Regions from separate parts of the Mus musculus genome. Here region 2 is linked to region 1. Evidence: chromatin loops called from intact Hi-C (ENCODE). Cell type or tissue: heart. All regions are shown on one strand.

Region 1 (5,000 bases):
CTATTTTCTGTCCTTGGTTGACACATCTGTCCACATGTCTGTTTTTGTTTTGTTTTTTTGAATGATTGTTTTTCTGTGTTTCATGTTGAGAAGAAAAAAAAATTGGATAAAACTTTATCTGCTGGCTATCCACCACTTGATTTGATTTAAGTTGTTTAAAAGGCAGTCTCAATTTGCACAGCAAAAACTGATAAGTTACCCTGCACTGTAGCTGGGAGTCAAGCACAGCTGTAGAAGCCCTGCTAGGGGCTGATTAGAAAAATCTCTGCAATTGTGTTTATTGTGTTCAGCAAGTGACAAGGTACTTTTTCTCTTGAAATTTAAGCTAGAAAGGATAGGAACATTTTGTTTGGTCTAAATATATAAGATGTGTGTAGACACTTCATTTTTGTTTCTGACTGGCTTTAAAAGTATAAATATGTTCTGCATTTCTTGGATATAGAGTGCTGGCTTATAAGTTATTGGGGATGATTAGAAATTTGTAATATTGGTAAAGAATGTTAGCTTAAAAATGGTAACTCATGGATGGAGTCATTCTGAATCAACCCAGGAAAACAGATCTCTAAAGATACTTCTAAATTGTGATAATGTTTTATATAATTCTTATCCTAGAAATGTGACCAGGATTTAGGGCAATGTCTCTTTGAGTTATTGGAGGCTGTATTGTTATGCATTAGTGTGAAGGAACTGGCAGCCAAAAAGTTTGTAGCACGGGGGTGATGCACAAAATCATTCAACAAAATATAAGACCATAAAAGGTATAGATTCATATGAATTGAGAATACTTAAGGATTTTCAAAAATGAATGGGAGATATTAACTGTTTAAGGCCTACGATTACGATTGCATTAAATACATATTAATGGTGTAATTTTGCTCAAACATTACAAGAGATTTTAATCTAAACAGTCCAAGATGTCTAACAACTGAAGCAGAAAAATAAATAATTCTTTGAGAACAGTGAAAGGTGCATACGTGACTCAAACTGATCCTAAACTTGCTCATATTTTGATCATTTTTGCCTTCGATACATCTCCTACTGGGTTCAATATGTAAATGGAAGATATAGACTGTATTAGCTCATGAACAAAGTAAAAAATTGAAGACATATATAGAAAAGCCTTCTGACTTAGTTATAAAAAGTAGAATAAGAATTTATCAATCATCAGGAAAAGATCCAGCTGAAATTGTAATAACTCTTACAAATGCTGAGATTATGCCATTATGGGTTATCAATGAAGATCAGAAAAGAGATGGTAGTAATTACTTGGGTGAGACTAACAACAAGTATCTGAAAAGCAAACGTATACAGTTTATAAAAGGAACTCATTGGATTCTTCTACATGTCATAAGTTGAACACCAATTTCAGAGGCAACAATACTCTAAGGATTCAAACAAGATGGTATTGACATGTTTGTAAATTGGAAAAAATAAGCAAGGTGCACAGGAGTCCATACACCTCAATCCAAAAGTTATAATTATATGCAATTCTTACAGTATTATTAGGTTTTCCTGAAATTCTTAGCATAATCACTGATTATTTATATTTAGAAAGAGTTGTTTTGCATATGGAGACTGCTGAATTTGTACCTGATAATTCAGAATAAGCCTTATTACAGTTGCAACAGGCCACCAGAAGAGAGAAGTAGAAACTATCCATTATATATTACTCATATTTGGTCTCATACAAGTTTTCTAGGTCTATTAGGTCAATGAAATGACAAAATTGGCCAATTACTAATGGGAAATGTATTAGAAGCATGAAGGTTTCATGAAAAAATCATATTAATGTTAGCATAATAAACACATATACAAAAATTAATGTTTATTAATAAAAATAAATACAAAAAGAAAATGTACAAGAAACTAAAATATGTTAAAAATAGGATTGGCAGAACAGTTGAATATAGCTACAGTACATTAAATAAACTACTATTTGCTAACTTTCACATATTGCACTATAATCTTTATCCAGTTATATACCTGGCTTTCTGAAATTTTCCAAATGTCCCATATATCACCTAAGTTACTATTCACTCGAAGGAAGCACACTAGTTTAATAATATGTGAATGCAAACCTGTTTTCTATCACTTTTTCCTATGAAAATTATCTTTAAAGATATTTTGAATTTCTATAGAATATTGTGTTGTGTTGAATGGTATAAATATTAACTACATTTTGCATGCTCTCCATTAATTTGAATATTTATTATCATTAATGCTTAAAGAATAAAAATAAGGAATGAATTATTTAAACCATATTAAATAGGTTAGAATTGAAAACACATTAGTCCTTTTTTTTAATTTTTTTTTTTTTGAGATAGGGTTTCTCTGTATAGCTCTGGCTTTCCTGGGACTCACTCTGTAGAGCAGGCTGGAATCTAACTCAGAAATCTGCCTGCCTCTGCCTCCCAAGTGCTGGAATTAAAGGTGTGTGCAACCATTGCCCCGCAGTGACATATTAGCATTACAAACCCCCTTGATAGTTTAAGAATTTAGACTGTTCTCTTTTCAATCTATTTGGTCCTAAAATAACTCAACTCCTCCTATTGTCACAGTGGTGCCCCTATCTCTTTCATGTAGACCTTTCTTTTGTTTTCCTGGTTTATTAATGAGGAAGAGAGCAAGGCAGTTTGTGTTCTTGGGGAAACTGTTAACAACATTCTTGTGAATAAATTTGTTATATAAATAATGTTAAACTTAAAATAGATATATAGCTCATCAGAAAAGTCATTGCTTCTCTAAAACCTGGTTACTTCACTGTGGCCTTTGTCTGTTGTGTCATCCAAAGGCTCCTAAGAAATGTAGAGAATCTCATACCCACCAACACATGCTGGATCATTTTTCCACAGCTCTTCAGTGATCCACATGCAAAATCTTTTGTAGGAGTTGACAGTTAGAAGTTACCAGAAATCATCTGTAGATTGTCTTGGCAATTGGAGAATTAGTACTCATAATTGTTTACTTTTCTCATTAGAACATTTGTAGAATAATGAGTATCCATAGGGAATATTTATTTTACTGCAAACAGTACCTGGAGAAGATAAACTCAAGACAGAGCTTCATAACTGCTCAGTTGAGTGTGGGTGTGAAATAGAAACTACACAGGCAAAGAAGAGTTGAGTCCTGGAAGAAGGTGAATGGAAAAGCAGACCAGGCTCAAAGGTATTGTTGATATTGACTACTAGATCTTGTCTTTTAAATGCTAACTGCAGAAAACTTGGTGCTTCTTGAGAGAACTATACACAGCTGTAATGCGTCAGACATGTATTACTGCGGGGACTGGCAAATAAGTCCAAAAGGTCATCTGGCTAGTAGTATTCTTTATTTCCCAAGGAAGCATGAGGTTCAGAGTAAATCCTTTACAAGATTTTGGAGAATTACACCATGTCAGTAATACTTTTAAATGGGATATAGAAGGAATTATATATTTATCAAATAACAAAGGAAAAGTGCATAGTGATTCTCTTTCAAATAGAATGAAGAGCCTTGTAAAATGGAGACAACAAACAACTATAATATACTCTACGAACTGTAAGCAGATGATTATGTCCATCACAGAAGGAGGGGGTTTTTTGCATGAAGAATTTAAGAGGGTCAAATGAGTATACTGTTGAAGAAAATTTTGTCTATATCTGAGGGTTTCTTCCCTACCTCTAACCATTTAGTTCCCAGATAAAACACACACACACACACACACACACACACACACACACACACACACACACACACACAAACAAGTGCACAGCACAGAATATACACTTATAACAAGCCTTAATCATCACGAGAGCTGAGAGATATTTATCTTCTATGCTATTTTTTTCTATTTGCCAATAATCCTATCATTTAATTTGCCATGTTTCATGTGGGCTGCTCTTATGTCCAGTTAGCCAAACCACATGGCCATTTTTTGAAAATTCTTACCCCATTGCAACTTTATCCTCCATTCACCTTATCCTCCCCAACTTGTGGTGTTCTCTGGCATCCAGCTTAGGAATCCTAAACTCTACAAATGTTTCTTCTGGTTAGCTATTGGCTGTTGACATCCTTATGTACCAATCAAGGAAACTTCAGGGGACTTCACATAGCTTCAGTTTGGTCTATGTGTGAACTCTTTTTTCAGGGGAATCCAGGTCTTGGGGTCCTACACTTAGTGATACAATACACAGCAAAAGACAAAACCATGACAATTGACAGTGGTAGTTTTACAAATAAATTTAAGGAACTTGCTTCTCTAGGTTTATAAATGTAAATTATCTTCATATCTGTGCAGTATAACCCATAAACAAAAAATAAATATTTTCCCTTTTTTAGATAAGAAACTGGCATAATATCCCCATTTAATTATTAAGGTCTGTATTTGTTATACTTCCAAACCTCACAAACTTTCTAACAATATATTTGCTGCATACTAAATATATCACCCCTATCAAATCTGTACTTTTTGTTGCCAATATCTTTTCTTGTCTAGAACATCCACAGTGAATGTCACTACCTGAAGTTTAGCATATTAGTTTCATATTATTGTTTCCTAACTTCATGGAACATGTAAGAAATGGAAGCCTTAGCAAAGCCTTGGAAGAGAGTAAAACTGTGGTAAATGGTGAGCACTAAGTAGCTTATTGGTTTAACTTTCAGATATCATTGTGACATCTTGGCTGTATTCCATTTCAACAGCTATAGAGCTGAGAAGTCACATCAGAGATCTTTCAGAAATGACTGTTACGTAATGTATTACGATAATCTAAAATAATAAAGTATAATTTGATACATTCTAAGATTTGGTTTTCATGAAAAGTTAAGCATTTCCATTCATTTTCACTTATTCTATGAATTTTGTTATTTAATTTATTTAATATTTACCTATATTTTTACATAGGAATTAGAAACACACACATACACACACAAAGACAAGCACACACACACTTATGTATATGTTGTCATTTAAATACAATTTAGATGTTAATTTGGCCTTTTTTCAAAATTTATTTTTACTGCTT
Region 2 (5,000 bases), 75 kb after region 1:
GCAATGATGTGAAGAAGGAGGAGCACTCCTCCATTTTTGGTGGGATTGCAAGCTTGTACAACCACTCTGGAAATCAGTCTGGCTGTTCCTCAAAAAATTGGACATAGTACTACCGGAGGATCCTGCAATACCTCTCCTGGGCATATATCCAAAAGATGTTCCAACCAGTAAGAAGGGCACATGCTCCACTATGTTCATAGCAGCCTTGTTTATAATAGTCAGAAGCTGGAAAGAACCCAGATGCCCCTCAATAGAGGAATGGATACAGAAAATGTGATACATTTACACAATGGAGTACTACTCAGCTATTAAAAAGAATGAATTTATGAAATTCCTAGCCAAATGGATGGACCTGGAGGGCATCATCCTGAGTGAAGTAACTCAATCACAAAATAACTCACATGATATGTATGCATTGATAAGTGAATATTAGCCCAGAAATTTAAAATACACAAGATATAAGATATAATTTGCGAAACACATGAAACTAAAGAAAACTGAAGACCAAAGTGTGGATAATTTGCCCCTTCTTATAATTGGGAACAAAACACCCATGGAAGGAGTTAAAGAGACAAAGTTTGGAGCTGAGACAAAAGGAGGGACCATCTAGAGACGGCCATACCTTGGGATCCATCCCACAATCAGCCTCCAAATCCTGACACCATTGCATACACTAGCAAGATTTTGCTGGAAGGACCCTGATATAGCTGTCTCTTGTGAGACTTGGCCGGGGCCTAGCAAACACATAAGTGGATGCTCATAGTCAGTTATTGGATGGATCACCGGGCCCCCAATGGAGGAGCTAGAGAAAGTATCCAAGGAGCTAAAGAGGTCTGCAATCCTGTAGGTGCAACAACATTATGAACTAACCAGTACCCCGGAGCTCTTGACTCTAGCTGCATATGTATCAAAAAATGGCCTAGTCGGCCATCCCTGGAAAGAGAGGCCCATTGGACACGCAAACTTTATATGCCCCACTACAGGGGAATGCCAGGGCCAAAAAAAAAATGGGTATGGGTGGGTAGGGAAGTGGGGGGAGGGTATGGGGGAATTTTGGGATAGCATTGGAAATGTAACTGAGGAAAATATGTAATAAAAAATTTCTCACAAACTAAATACAAGAATACATCAATAGTATCATACATCATGATCAATTATGCTTAATCCCAGGCATGCAGAAATGGTTCAGTATATGAAATTCCATCAACATAATCCACCATATAAACAAACTCAAATCATATGGAGAATATCTTCAGAGTTGGGGAATTAGCACTGATAGTTGTTTATTTTTCTCATTAGTACATTTGTAAAATAATGAGTGTCCATGGGGAATATTTATTTCACAGCAAACAGTATCTGAAGAAGTTAAACTCAGGGCAGAGCTTCATAACTGCTCAGTTGACTGTGGGTGTGAAATAGAAACAACAGAGGTAAAGAAGAGTTGAGTCCTGGAAGAATGTGAATGGAAAAGCAGACCAGGCTCAAAGGTATTGCTGATATTGATGACTAGCCCTTGTCTTTTAAATGTTAACTGCAGAGTACTTGGTGCCTGCTTCTCCCCATTCCAGTATCAATGCCATTGGCAAGCAGCAAATAAAATTTGACGTTGAAAATGTCAGTAGAGATGAGGTAGTGTGTATTTGTCACATAATCATAATTTTTATTTAGGACTATAACAAATGGAACAATCCCTGTATGAAGTTAAGAGGCTGAATATTCCCATTCCTTCAGCTAATTACTCCTTTATTCTTAAAAGTACTATACAAACCTGTAATGTGTCAGATATGTATTCCTGAGGGGACTGGCAAATAAGTCCAAAGTTCATCTGGCTAGTAGTATAGTTTATTTCCAAAGGAAACATGAGGTTCAGAATAAATCCTTTTCAAGATTTTGGAGAATCACACCATGTTAGTAATACTTTTAAGTGGGATATAGAACGAATTTTATATTTATCAAATAACAAAGAAAAAGAGCATAGTGATTCTCTTTCAAATAGAATGAAGAGCCTTGTAAAACGGAGACAACAAACTGTAAGCAGCGATTATGTCCATCACAGAAGGAGGGGGTTATATGCATGAAGAATTTAACAGGATCAAATGAGTGGACTGTTGATGAAATTTTTTATCTGTATTTGAGGGTTTCTTCCCTAACTTTAACCATTTAGTTCCCAGATAAAAGACACACACACACACACACACACACACACACACATGCACAGCACACATTATACATTTATAACAGGCCTTAATTGGCAGGAGAGCTGGGCAGATATTTATCTTCTAAGCTATTTTGTCTATTTGCCAATAATCCTATCATATAATTTGCCATGTTTCATCTGGGCTGCTCTTACCTCCAGTTAGCCTAACCACATGGCCATTATTTGAAAATTCTTACCCCATTGCGACTTTATCCTCCATTCATCTTATTCTCCCCAACTTGTGGTGTTCTCTGGAATCCAGCTTAGGAATCCTAAACTCTACTTATATTTCTTCTGGTTAGCAATTCGCTGTTGATATCCTTATGTACCCATCAAGGAAACTTGAGGAAAAGGTCACATAGCTTCAGTTTGGTCTATATGTGGACTCTCTTTTCAGGGGAATCCAGGTCTTGGGGGCCTACACTTAGTGTTACAATACTCAGCAAAAGACCAAACCTTGATAATTCACAGTGGTAGTTTTACAAATAAATTTAAGGGACTTGCTTCTCTAGGTTTATAAATGAAATTATCATCACATTTGTTCAGTATAGCCCATGAACAAAAATAAATATTTTCCCTTTTTCAGAGAAAAAGCTGGCATAATATTCCCATTTAATTATTAAAGTCTGTATCTGTTATGCTTCCAAACATCACAAACTTTCTAACAATATGTTTACTGCATACTTAATATATCACCCCTATCAACATCTTTACTTTTTGTTGCCAATATTTTCTCTTGGCTAGAACATACAGAGTAAATGTGACTGCCTGAACTTTAGCATATTAGCTTTATATTATTGTTTCCTAACTTCATGGACATGGAAGAAATTGAAGCCTTAGCAAAGCCTTGGGAGAGAGTAAAACTGTGATAAATGGTAGCATTAAGGAGCTTATTGGTTTAACTTTCAGATATCATTGTGACATCTTGGCTGTATTCCATTTCAACAGCTATAGAGCTAAGTCACACCAGAGATCTTTCAGAAATCACTGTGACATAATGTATTAGGATAATCTAAAATAATAAAGTAAAATTTGATACATTCTAAGACTTGGTTTTCATGAAAAGTTATGTATTTCCATTAATTTTCACTTATTCTATGAATTTTATTATTTCATTTATTAAATATTTATCTATATTTTTACATAGAAATTTGAAACACATATACACACAAATCAAAGCACACACACACATTCATATATATGTTGTCAGTTAAATACAAATTAGTTGTTAATTTTGCCATTTTTAAAAATTTATTTTTACTGTTTTCATATGTAAACTGATTTATTAGTTTGTTTTTATTTTAATATATAATGAGTTAAAATTATCTTTTTCTTGTATGGATGAGGTCTTAGTAATTTGAAGGCATGCTGGTTAGAAAAGATACTCCTCACCATGAGTAATGTGTGATCTCTCATTCAATTTAATTCAAAAAGAAAACAGCAACAACAACAACAACAACAACAAACTTCAAAGAATTAGACAGAACAAAACCATCTTAATCAGTGATTCCTACAATTATGACCTTAACTGATGTAATTAATATCAACAAGATTAGACCTCTTTTATTTTATATAAAATAAGACCACAGAACTAAATTGTGGTTACTTGCATAATTTGAACAACTATGCTTACATATAACATATTTCAAAATTTTATTTTATTATAATAATTACTGGAGACCAACATGAATTTTCAGAGAAAAATATTAAATCTATAGACTTTGGAATAATTAGGTAATGAAACATATTTATGAATGATTAAAATGTTAACATCAAAACTTTAAATACTGAAAATATTGAATAGCATTGATTTTATGGTTGTGAATTTAGACATATTTTTGTTTATTATGCATCAATACTGTTAATAGTGGTATATTGCTGTATTTTGTGTTTGTTAGTCCATGATTATGCAATAATAACCCATTCAGTTACAACTTTTATTGCATCTTCCTCCTAGTTTTATTTTGTCTGCAAATTTTACCACATATTTAGAACCCATCTCTAATTAATATACACTAATAGGGAAGATTTAGGTTGTGACTTCCTTAAAGCAGAGGAGATGTCACATTAATTTATAGTGCAGCAGTGACCAAAGTTCAGAGTTATTTGCTTTGTAATTTAGCAAAATTTAGAAAGAGATGGGGAGTAAGAAACAGAGATAGAATTAGGAGGAACAATATGTGGGTAGGTGGAAACATTTTCCAGGTTCTGTCTTTGAAGCATGGTCTTAGAGTAATTTTACTCAACCTAATAGATCCCATGCGCATAATTCATTTGATATTTCTATGGTTTTAGAAATTTTATTCCTAATACTTTAGGTGATTCAGATCTCCACATACTACCAGAAGAAATTTCTCTTCATGAAATTATGCATAAAGTTAAACGCTCCATATTCAATTTTAATAGGTGAATAAATAATCTTAGGAAAATTTAATGTTTGTATAAGCTACCAGTCCATGTACCATACAATATAATCTCCAAATCCAATAATTAACAAAGAAGGAATAGTGACTGAAGAATGCTTAATGACTGAGTATAGAATGTGGGCATGTGATATAATATTAAAAGTCAGTTTGCTTACATATAGAATAGGAGCAATTTATAGCTGTTGACTTGATATTGAAAAGAGATAGAGATTGGACAAGTGCTATTCTTCAGAAGTTGTTTTCTCTTAGAGAATAGGCTAAGACTGAAACGAAAAATGCAATTTTTTTTGGCTTTTGTTCATAAAAATGTTTATGTTTTTGTACTGAAAAACTTTTATCAATGTTATAGCCATCTTATATGCCATACATATAAGAAT

The links. Hi-C counts contacts between places; a loop is a spot of excess contacts. Peaks named below come from ENCODE experiments on the same cell type or tissue, not always from the same donor. Only the 100,000 strongest peaks of a DNase experiment are listed, where the experiment ranks them.
Region 2: it touches region 1 in a loop (4-fold over the local background); 4 of 42 quality-filtered maps call a loop at or near these places.

The regions. Positions count from the first base shown.
Region 1 is chr9:39,125,057-39,130,056 of GRCm38, forward strand. It overlaps Olfr27 (olfactory receptor 27), which reads left to right and starts at 3,111. Exons shown (of 2, transcript NM_146829.2): 1 at 3,111-3,165. In heart, no CTCF peak of the experiment used is centred here; no DNase peak of the experiment used is centred here.
Region 2 is chr9:39,200,543-39,205,542 of GRCm38, forward strand. No RefSeq gene overlaps it. Among named protein-coding and RNA genes, the nearest start is that of Olfr944, 14 kb to the right of the region's middle. In heart, no CTCF peak of the experiment used is centred here; no DNase peak of the experiment used is centred here.